Linked DNA regions of Homo sapiens: region 2 is linked to region 1. A link is an interaction called in ENCODE POLR2A ChIA-PET data of the cell type or tissue named here. Cell type or tissue: PC-3. All regions are shown on one strand. Links, peaks and the distances in the headings refer to the core of each region. The heading gives the core; the rest is flanking DNA.

What was found. ChIA-PET counts read pairs that join two places held together with the same protein. Peaks named below come from ENCODE experiments on the same cell type or tissue, not always from the same donor. Only the 100,000 strongest peaks of a DNase experiment are listed, where the experiment ranks them.
Region 2: POLR2A ChIA-PET joins it to region 1 with 21 read pairs; 7 of 35 experiments call an interaction of 5 or more read pairs at or near these places.

The regions. Positions count from the first base shown.
Region 1 is chr7:100,053,801-100,059,180 of GRCh38, reverse strand. It overlaps ZSCAN21 (zinc finger and SCAN domain containing 21), which reads right to left. Exons shown (of 4, transcript NM_145914.3): 2 at 1,776-2,270; 3 at 1,291-1,483. The coding sequence starts at 2,174. Among named protein-coding and RNA genes, the nearest start is that of ZSCAN21, 6.7 kb to the right of the region's middle. In PC-3, for the core only: no CTCF peak of the experiment used is centred there; no DNase peak of the experiment used is centred there.
Region 2 is chr7:99,952,770-99,958,149 of GRCh38, reverse strand. No RefSeq gene overlaps it. Among named protein-coding and RNA genes, the nearest start is that of AZGP1, 21 kb to the left of the region's middle. In PC-3, for the core only: no CTCF peak of the experiment used is centred there; a DNase peak (open chromatin) is centred at 2,699; H3K27ac peaks cover 492 bases.

The sequences.
Region 1 (5,380 bases), core at 85-5,084:
TTCACGTTTCAGACACAGCAAGCATGGAGGGAGATTTCTGAGGGCCATGGACTCTTGTCATGAAATCACACCACACACATAAATAGTGGTCTACACCACCAACACGTAAGCAAAGTCCTGGTTTGAAACTATTAGGATTTGGAATAATATGCCATATTTTTGCAAACATATAATTAAACATTAACTCTGTTTCAAAGATTTAGTTCTAATCCTTCTGGTAAATGAAGGTACTTAAGAGTAGAACCCATAAAATAACAAAATAACATAGGGCCAGCTTGGGCAACATAGTGAGACCCTGTCTGTACAAAAAAATAAAGTTAGCCAGACATGGTGGTCCCAGCTACTTGGGAGGCTGAGGTGGGAGGATCATTTGAGCCCCAGAGATTGAGGCTGCAGTGAGCTATGATCACGCCACTGCCCTCCAGCCTGGATGACGGATGGAATCCCTGTCTCAGAAAAACACACAAAAACACCCCCACAGGGGATGACCATTTATGGCCTGAGATTATTCTATAAACCATAATATATGGAGATTTGAGCTCAGGAGTAGTCACCTAATACAGCTTTGACTTGTGAAAAATGCCCCACCTCTTTCCATAGCTTCAGAAAGGAGGTTGCCAATTATTTCCCATTTGCCCTTCTCAGATCCATTCTCTGACCCGCCCTGTGCCCCAGGAAGCTGACCCTAAGGGCTGCACTGTCTTGTCTTTCCTGCCCTCTGGCTGCCAACTGAGTTTGTCATTGGGGAACAAAAGCAGGAGATTTAAGGGCAGGAGGAGGGTGCAGTTGGGGTATTTATTCCGTTTTCTCCTCATCCCACAGCAGGGCCTACAGCCACAACTTCTATCAAGTGACCCCCTCCTCCATGACTATAGCTCTTACCTGATTCTGGTAAGAGGGTCCCCCTCTGTCCCTTTAGGCTCACAGGGAGTAACAGCTTTTCACTGTTGTCTGGTGCAACACTATTCCTTATTGGTTCATTTGAAGTCTCTACACCTCTGTTAACAGTTTCTTTTTTAAACTCATTTCAATTGACCCTTTAAAAAAAATTATTTGTAATACTCAGACTTCAAAGAGAAACTGATCCTTTAAGAGTGATCCATTCCCATGCTAGGGCCCAGGTTAAGACAGCCTTACTTGGGGGAGGAAAGGGGACTATTTCCACCCAGTCAGCCCAACTAATCAAGTCAATCTATGAAATCACCTCACAACCAAGAATTACTAATTATTCTGCTTCTCCAACCACAGGGGCCTGGGGCACTGAATAGGAGTCTAATGGGTGGTCCTCACCTCGGACCTTTCTTGGATCTTGAGCGAACTCCTGCTCCTCACCAGACTCTTGGATGTACAGGGGCCCCCAAGACTCGTATTTGTGACTGGTCTCCAAGGGCTGTGGCTGCATGCTGCTCGGGGATTCCTTTGCAGTTCCTGAGGAGGATATCTTCTCCCACACCGGTTTCTGTTCGTTTGGAGGAGTTGAGACCTAGAGACAATCAGGAATGGCTAGGTTTGTGCATGGCTCACTTTAAGACCAAGAATGAAAATCCCAGTAGAGCTACATAGAACCTCTAGGAAAGAGAAAAGGAAAACACCCATCCCATTCCATTCCCAAGGCTAAAAGTTAGTTTAGGATGATAGAGAAAAATAGGAGGAAACAAGGTCTAATTCAGCAGAAATTTCCATTCAGCAAATCTTAATGTATGGACAAACCCTTGTTCCTGCCTAGAATGTTACGCTCCCAATCTCCTAGAATAACAAAGGTCTCTCCTGCCTACCTGGTGTCCTGGCTCATCCAGTTCCCGCTCCAGATCTTCGAGGAGAGTGACAGCCTCTTCAGCGCTCTCCGGGCAATGCTCCTGCACCCAGGCCTGGAGCTCCTGGGGCAGGATGGTCAGGAACTGCTCCAGCACCAGTAGCTCCAGGATCTGCTCCTTGGTGTGGATCTCGGGCCTCAGCCACTCACAGCAGAGCACCCGGAGTTGGCTCAGGGCCTCTCGGGGTCCAGGGGTATCATGGTACCCAAACTGCCTGAAGCGCTGGCGGAACATCTCCAGGCTAGGAAGGTACTTGCCTTTCTCTTCTTTCTCCTCGACTTTTACCATCAGAGGCCCCACCTGCTCCTGTGGAGGCCTAGGGCCCAGAACTGGGGCCATGCCTAGTACCTTGGTCATCATGTAAACTCCAGAAACAGCCTCACCAAAGATGGGACTCTGTGGGGCAGGAATATTCGTTCCTTTGGGTTTCCAGTTCTTTAGGGCCACAAGTTAAACCTAAGAAAATATAGTTACCAAAAAATAATCAAACTGAAAAGTGTTTTTGGGTCTTTACAGCCATACCTTTAACACAAGAAATTGTGGAAATTATGTCCACCATAAAACTACCATACAAAAACAACTGCTCAAAATCTTTCTGGAATGAGCTGGGTACAGTGGCTCATGCCTATAATTCCAGCACTTTGGGAGGCTGAGACGGGTGGATCACATGAGGTCAGGAGTTTGAGACCAGCCTGGCCAACATGGTGAAACCCTGTCTCTACTAAAAATACAAAATTAGCCAGGCGTGGTGATGGATGCCTGTAATCCCAGCTACCTGGGAGGCTGAGGCAGGAGAATTGCTTGAACCCAGGAGGCAGAGGATACAATGAGCCAAGCCTGCGCCACTGCATTCCAGCCTGCGCAACAGAGCGAGATTCCATCTCTAAAAAAAAAAAAATCTTTCTGCAATCAGCTCAGGATATCCTACTTTGATTTCAGTGGTCTCCACTTTCCTAAAAAGTGCAATGTGGCATAATTTTAAAGTTAACTTTGCTCCAAAACTAGTTCAGAATCTCACCACTATAGATATTATAGTTTCTGAGATTTTATCAAGCTATCTACTGGCTAGATGCCATCTGTTTAAACCTAAGACATTTAGCTTGAGCAATGAAAATTCACTAGTCAAGGCCAGGCATGGTGGCTCACGCCTGTAATCCCAGCACTTTGGGAGGTGCTGAGGTGGGCGGATCACGAGGTCAGGAGATCGAGACCATCCTGGCTAACACGGTGAAACCTCATCTCTACTAAAAATACAAAAAATTAGCCAGGCGTGGTGGCGGGTGCCTGTAGTCCCAGCTACTTGGGAGGCTGAGCAGGAGAATGGTGTGAACCCGGGAGACGGAGCTTGCAGTGAGCTGAGATTGTGCCACTGCACTCCAGCCTGGGCGACAGAGCGAGACTCCGTCTAAAAAAAAAAAAGAGGAGGGCCGGGCGCGGTGGCTCACGCCTGTAATCCCAGCACTTTGGGAGGCCAAGGCGGGCGGATCACGAGGTCAGGAGATCGAGACCATCCTGGCTAACATGGTGAAACCCTGTTTCTACTAAAAATACAAAAAAAAGTTAGCCGGGCGTGGTTGCAGGCGCCTGTAGTCCAGCTATTCGGGAGGCTGAGGCAGGAGAATGGCCTGAACCAGGGACGTGGAGCTTGCAGTGAACAGAGATCGCGCCACTGCACTCCAGCCTGGGTGACAGAGCGAGACTCTGTCTCAAAAAAAAAAAAAAAAGGAAAATTCACTAGTCAAATGACTGGGCCTGTCAGTATGACCTGAGTCATGCTCGAAGGGTGTAATTAACTAGTACATTAAAAATAACTGAGGTCGGGCGCAGTGGCTCATGCCTGTAATCCCAGCACTCTGGGAGTCCGAGGCAGGCCTGGACTTGAGACCAGCCTGGCCAACATGGTGAAATCCTGTCTCTACTAAAAATACAAAAATTAGCTGGGCATGGTGGTGTGCACCTGTAATCTCAGCTATTTGGGAGGCTGAGGCACACAAGAATCCCCTGAACATGGGAGGCAGAGGTTGCAATGAGCCGAGATCGCGCCACTGCACTCCAGCCTGGGTGACAGAGCAAAACTCTGTCTCAAAAAATAAAAACAAAACAAACTGAAGTGCCAGGTGCAGTGGCTCACATCTGTAATCCCAGCACTTTGAGAGGCCAAGGCGGGCGGATCACTTGAGGTCAGGAGTTCGAGACCAGCCTGGCCAACATGGTGAAACCCTGTCTCTACTAAAAATACAAAAATTAGGCGGGTGTGGTGTTGCACACCTGTAATCCCAGCTAGTCAGGAGGCTGAGGCAGGAGAATCGCTTTAACCTGGGAGGGGAAGGATGCAGTGAGCCAAGATTGCACCACTGCACTCCAGCCTGGGTGACAGATCAAGACTCAGTCTCAAAAAAAAAAAAAAAAGAGAGATCATAAGTAGTTTTCTGACAAACAAAATGGACTTTAGTGCTAACATTCTGTAAACACGGTTCATAGTTATGAAATTAAGGCTTTGATTAGTCTTTTTTTTTTTTTTTTTTTTTGAGACAGCGTCTCACTCTGCTGCCCCGGCTAGAGTACAGTGGCGTGATCTCGGCTCACTGCAACCTCCGCCTCCCGGGTTCAAGCGATTCTCCTGCCTCAGCCTCCTGAGTAGCTGGGACTACAGGCACGCACCACCACGCTCCACCAAAAGAAATGTTGGTGGAGTGTTTAGCAGTGGAATTAAGACATCAGGAAGCAAACCAAAGCATGAAAAGGGAAACTGTAAGGCACGGAAAAAAATGCATACAGAATTATTTCCCAAAATTTGTTCAAAAGCACTATAACTAAGGCGGGGTGCGGTGACTCACGCCTGTAATCCCAGCACTTTGGGAGACCGAGGCAGGTGGATCACCTGAGGTCAGGAGTTCGAGACCAACCTGACCAACATGGCAAAACCCCGTCTCTACTAAAAATACAAAAATTAGCCGGGCGTGGTGACAGGCACCTGTGATCCCAACTACATGGGAGGCTGAGACATGAGAATAGCTTGAACGTGGGAGGCAGAGGTTGCAGTGAGCCGAGATTGTGCCACTGCACTCCAGCCTGGGCAACAGAGTGAGACTCCGTTGCAAAAAAAAAACAAAAAACAAAAAACAAAACACACTATAACCAATAATTTGAATAAAGGATTCTTTGGCCAAATAAGTCTGTATGTACTCAGTACATACCACAGGAGTGCCCAAGTTGAGGACTACTTAAAAATTGAGTCAGGGGAGATGCAACGTCATCTCACCTACTAAAACAAAGGCCTGAGCACCAAAGACTAAAATAAACAAGAAATAATGAGGTAGCTGTGCTGGAGAGCATTCTTTAGAATATTTAAAACGACTGGCCGGGCGTGGTGGCTAACGGCCGTAATCCCAGCACTTCTGGAGGCCAAGGCAGGCGGATCACTTGAGGCCAGGAGTTGAGACCAGCCTGGCCAACATGGTGAACTGGGGCCATACCTAGTATCTTGGTCATCATATAAACTCCAGAAATAGCCTCACTAAAGATGGGACTCTGTGGGGCAGGAATACTGGTTCCTTTCGGTTTCT
Region 2 (5,380 bases), core at 166-5,165, 100 kb after region 1:
TATAAGGAGTAAAATCATCTTTTTTTCCCTGTGGATATTAGGAACAATGTCACAGACAGTGTACACACACAGTGCTTACGATATCGAAAATAGTATCATCTCCCCCCTGAATATTACAAACAATGTCACGGGGGGGTCCATCCCCTGTGATATTGGGAGTAATATCATCTTTTCCTCCCCTAAATATTAAAAACAATATCACAGGGGAATGTATACCTCCTGCGATATTGAAAGTAGTATCCTCCTCTCCCCCACTTGGTATTAGGAACAATATTACAGGAGAAGTATACACCCCCTGCGATATTGGGAGTAATATCGTCCTCTTGCCCCTGGATATTAGGGACAATATCACAGGGGGGTATACATCTCCTGCAATATTGGGAGCAATATCATCCTCTTCCTCCCTGGATATTACAAACAATATCACAGGGGGTGTACACACCCTGCGATATGTGGAATAATGTCATCCTCTCTATTCTGGATGCTACGGGCAATATCACAGGGGATTGTACCTCCCCTCTTCTAATATCATCCGCTCTTCTGTTGAATATTATGAACAATATAACATCTGGTGTACAAAGTGACATGCTATTTTAAGGTGGCTGAGAAATTATTAAAGGAGATCATTTTTCTCTCTGCCCCTGAAAATTATAAATGATATCACAGGGGAGTGTATGTTCCCTGAGATATTGGGAGTAATATTATCATCTCTGCCCCTTAATATTACGAACAATATCAGCGGGCGTATTACGAACAATTTTATGAACAATATCACACCCCCTGTGATATTGCTCATAATATTCACAGGAAGGGAGGATGATATTACTCCCAGTATTGCAGGGGGTGTACATTCCCCTATGATATTGCTTTTACTATTTAGGGGAGGAGAAGATGATATTACTCCCAATATCGCAGGGGATGAACCTCCCCCCGTGATATTGTTTGTAATATTCAGGCGGGAGAGAATAATATTCTTTTTTTCCCTTAATATTATGAACAGTATCACAAGGGCGTGTACACCCCCTGCAATATTGGGAGTAATATCATTGTTTCTCCTCATGTATATTTCAAAAAATATCATGGGGGGTGTACACTCCCGTGATATTTGGAGTAATATCACCCTCTTTCCCCTTGGATATTATGAAAAATATCACAGGGGGGGCTGTACACCCCCCTGGGATATTGGAAGTAGTATCATCCTCTTCCCCTCTGGAGATTAGGAACAATATCATAGGGGAGTGTACACCTCCTGTGACATTGGGAGTAATATCATCCTCTCTTCTGTTAAATGTTATGAACAGTATAACATGGGGTGTACAAAGTGACATGCTATTCTAAGGTGACTGAGAAATTATTAAAAGAGATCATTTTTGGCAATGAGACTCTTTGGGTTGGGGCCTCTTCAATTTGCACTTGGATTTGGTCCTACCTGTGGGAGAATCTAACAGTGGTCCTCCTTTGGGGGAGCAAGCAGTGACTGTCGAAGGAACCACATTGGGTTCTCTGGACTCCTTTATCATCCCTGATGCCTAGTCTATGCTCATGGCCCAGCCCTACCCCCAGGTCACCTCCCTTGTCAGGCTCCTGTGTCCCCCACACCCACTTGCTGTTTCATGCTGACCTGGTTAGAAACACTCTTTTTTTTTTTTTTTTGAGATGGAGTCTTGCTCTCTCACCCAGGCTGGAGTGCAGTGGCGTGATCTTGGCTTACTGGAACCTCCATCTTCTGGGTTCAAGTGATTCTCCTGCCTCAGCTTTGTGAGTAGCTGGGATTACAGGTGTCTGCCACCATGCCAAGCTAATTTTTGTATTTTTAGTAGAGATGGGGTTTCACCATGTTGGCCAGGCTGGTCTCAAACTCCTGACCTCAGGTGATCCACCAGCCTCAGCCTACAAAAGTGCTGGGATTACAGTAGTGACCGACCTCCCCTGGCAGAAACATTCTTTTGACCGCCTCTTGGCAAGCTCTTAGGTCTTCACATCTCTGATACATCATTCCCTACGGGGGTTTTTCTCTGGGTGACTCAGTGGCTCTGTGCCCCTCTCCCCAACCCTGACACCTGTCCAGGACTTCAGTTTTCTGAGGTTTCCTCCCCCTTGTCCACCCCACTCCTCTTTCCTGTTACAGATGAGGCCAGATCCCATTTTTAATGTTCTTTAGCCCTGACCTGCTCACACGAGCTTTTGGTTTCCTTATTGACCTAAGCTGTTGATTCTTTATCCTTTTATTTGTTGAGGGTGTCATCCTTTTTGAATTGAAAAATACAGTTGCTGTATTTTTCCCTCTTGATTGAGCTTTCTTCCCTGGGGCTCTATATGTTCAGATAGAACTTTTTGCCCCAGAAGAGGAAATGCGGATTTCATTAGTCTGAAGAAGTAATTTCTCAGCTTTGATTTCCAAGTTGAACCCAAAGCATTAAGAAAAAAAAAAAAAAGCGGGTGGTGGGGAAGGATAACTTCAAATTTAGGCTTTCCAAAAAGATGAGATGTTTGACTTAGAATTCTGAAGGCTGGGAATGATTTCCTTAAGGAGCCCAGCTTGGAGGATGGACTTTGGAATAATCCAGAGTGGGAGGCTGAGGACAGGATGTAAGGAAAGTTCTGTGCCACGGGAAGGAAAAGCACAGACACAGGCAGGTGAGGTTTCATGAGAAGGTCAAGGTGAGAGCTCTGCTGTGTCTTTTGCGGTTGAAACCTGTGCATGGCGGTTGGTGACTCATTTGAGGAAACTCACTCCCTGGGACTTGGAGGGGATCTGACAACCCCAGGGCCAATTCCTGTATCCTTGAGCTGTGCCCTGGAGAGCTGAGGGTTCTCAAACAAGCTCTGGATGTGTGAGCCAAGACCAACATGGTGTGGAGATGCGGAGCGGCTGGAGTGAAGGGCCGGGTCTCCCAGGAAGCCAAGGAGTGTGGGGAAACTGAGGCACAGAAGACGCTTGGGTTTGTGTAAAAGAGTTTTCAGGCCGGGCGCTGTGGCTCACGCCTGTAATCCCAGCACTTTGGGAGGCTGAGGTGGGTGGATCACCTGAGGTCAGGCGTTCAAGACCAGCCTGGCCAACATGGTGAACTAAACACACTAAACACACAAAACACACTAAAACACACAAAAATTTCTACTAAACACACAAAAATCAGCCGGGTGTGGTGGCGGGCGCCTGTAATCTCAGCTACTCAGGAGGCTGAGGCAGGAGAATTGCTTGAACCTGGGAGGCGGAGGTTGCAGTGAGCCGAGATTGCACCACCGCACTCCAGCCTGGGTGACACAGCAAGACTCCATCTCAAAAATAAATAAATAAATAAATAAATAAATAAATAAATAAATAAATAAATAGAGTTTGCAGAATTCTGAGTAGCTCTGTGCCCCATTGCTCCCCCTCCACATCTGGCCAAGACTTGGATCTTCTGAGGTTTCCTCCCCTTCTTCTACCCCTACCCATCTCTCCTGTCATGACGCCAGAGCTCACATTCAAATCTTCCTTTGCCCTGGCCTGCTCATGTTGCCCTTTGCTTTTTTTAAAAAAATTGAAATGTTCCTCCTGTCATGTGCTATTCTTTATTTGCTCAAAGTATTCGACATTACTGTGAAATGTCACTGGCTGGGCAATTTCCTCCTGAGCGCTTTGGCTTATCTTCTCTGACTAAATGGAATAAACCTGTTCAAATCAGTATTTTTACATATTGCTCATCCAATATTGTACAGGAAAAATACTAATATGGGGCCAGGTGTGGTGGCTCACGTCTGTAATCCTAGCACTTTGGGAGGCCAAGGCAGGCAGATTACGAGGTCAGGAGATCAAGACCATCCTGGCTAACATGGTGAAACCCTGACTCTACTAAAAGTACAAAAAAAAAAAAAAGGGAAAATACTAATATGGGGCTAGGCATGGTTGTTCATACCTGTAATGCCAGTGCTTTGGAAGGCTGAAGTGGGAGGATCACTTGAGTCCAGGAGTTCGAGACCAGCTGGGCAACATATTGAGACCCCTGTCTCTACGAAAACCAAAAAAAAAAAAAAAAAAAAAATGAGCCAGGCATAGTGGTGCATGCCTGTAGTCCTTGCTACCGAGTAGGCTAAGGAGGAAGGATTGCTTGAGCTCAGGAGTTCGAGGCTGCAGTGAGCTATGATTTCGCCACTGCACTCCAGCCTGCAATGGCCTGAATTTCCTGTTCAGATCTTTTATGAACCAAATACTACACAACTGTAGTCATGATCTTCTTGGCTGGAGAGAGGCTGGCTGTCACCCAGGGCCACAGGGTGATTAGGTAGAATGAAAAGAGAGTCACCAACTCAAGACAGTAGCACAGTGTCCTTGTGGTTTTGGCTGGTGTAGTCTAAAATCTGAATTATGCAAAGTGTATTTGATCTTGCATCACATCAGGAAAAAGCCCAGTAATCTATTTCATCATGGGGTGTGGAGAAGTTGCTGGAACCATTTCTAGACACAGATTTTGGTTCTCCAGAGGCCAGCAAGTTAGCTTCACTAAGCTTCGGGGCCCACAGTGGGAAGAGATGTCCTGCTGAGGCTCAGCGTTGACTTCACTCTTGTGGAGCAAAGCTGTAGGAACTAAGGGCTTTATGCTAATTAAAAGATGAGGCCAGGTGCAGTGGCTCATACCTGTAATGGGGTCTTGCTATATTGCCCAGGCTGGTCTCGAACTCCTGGGTTCAAGCCATCCTCCCACCTCAGCCTCCTGAATCACTGGGATTAAAAGTGTGAGCCACTGTGCCCAGCCTCCCTTTTAATAGAACTGGTGCTTAATCCACAGCTCTCCTGTCAGCCCACAGTTCTTGAATTTTGGCCTCTTTTATGTCCACATGAATGTAAATATACTTCAGAATTTCCACCCAGAATCTTTGGAATCTAATTTCTTCAATCATTTTACTTTAGAGTCATTTTTAGGGTAAGTGAATCTGCCTGGTTTTCAACTTGACACCCTCTCTAAACGTGAATGAGTTCAAATCATATTCGTTCCTGAGGAATCACACTCAAGCATAGTACAAATCTGTGGGATATGCCATTACAACTCTAGGAATCATGTTCTCAAGGTAAAAGCCTTTAAGAAAAGCTGTCTTGACATATCATGTAAGCATGACAATGGAATACTAAACCAACATAGCTGAGATTTTCCTTATGTCCTATGCTTTTAAATGATCAACCCTACAGTCCTGGAACCAACCTTTATGGTTATCAATACCTCCATTATTTTAAACTATCTCAGGTATCATATTCCTTCTTTTTTTTTTTTTTTTGAGACGGAGCCTCTCACTGTCACCCAGGCTGGAGTGCAGTGGCGCAATCTCGGCTCATTGCAAGCTCCACCTCCAATGGAATACTAAATCAACATAGCTGAGATTTTCCTTATGTCCTATGCTTTTA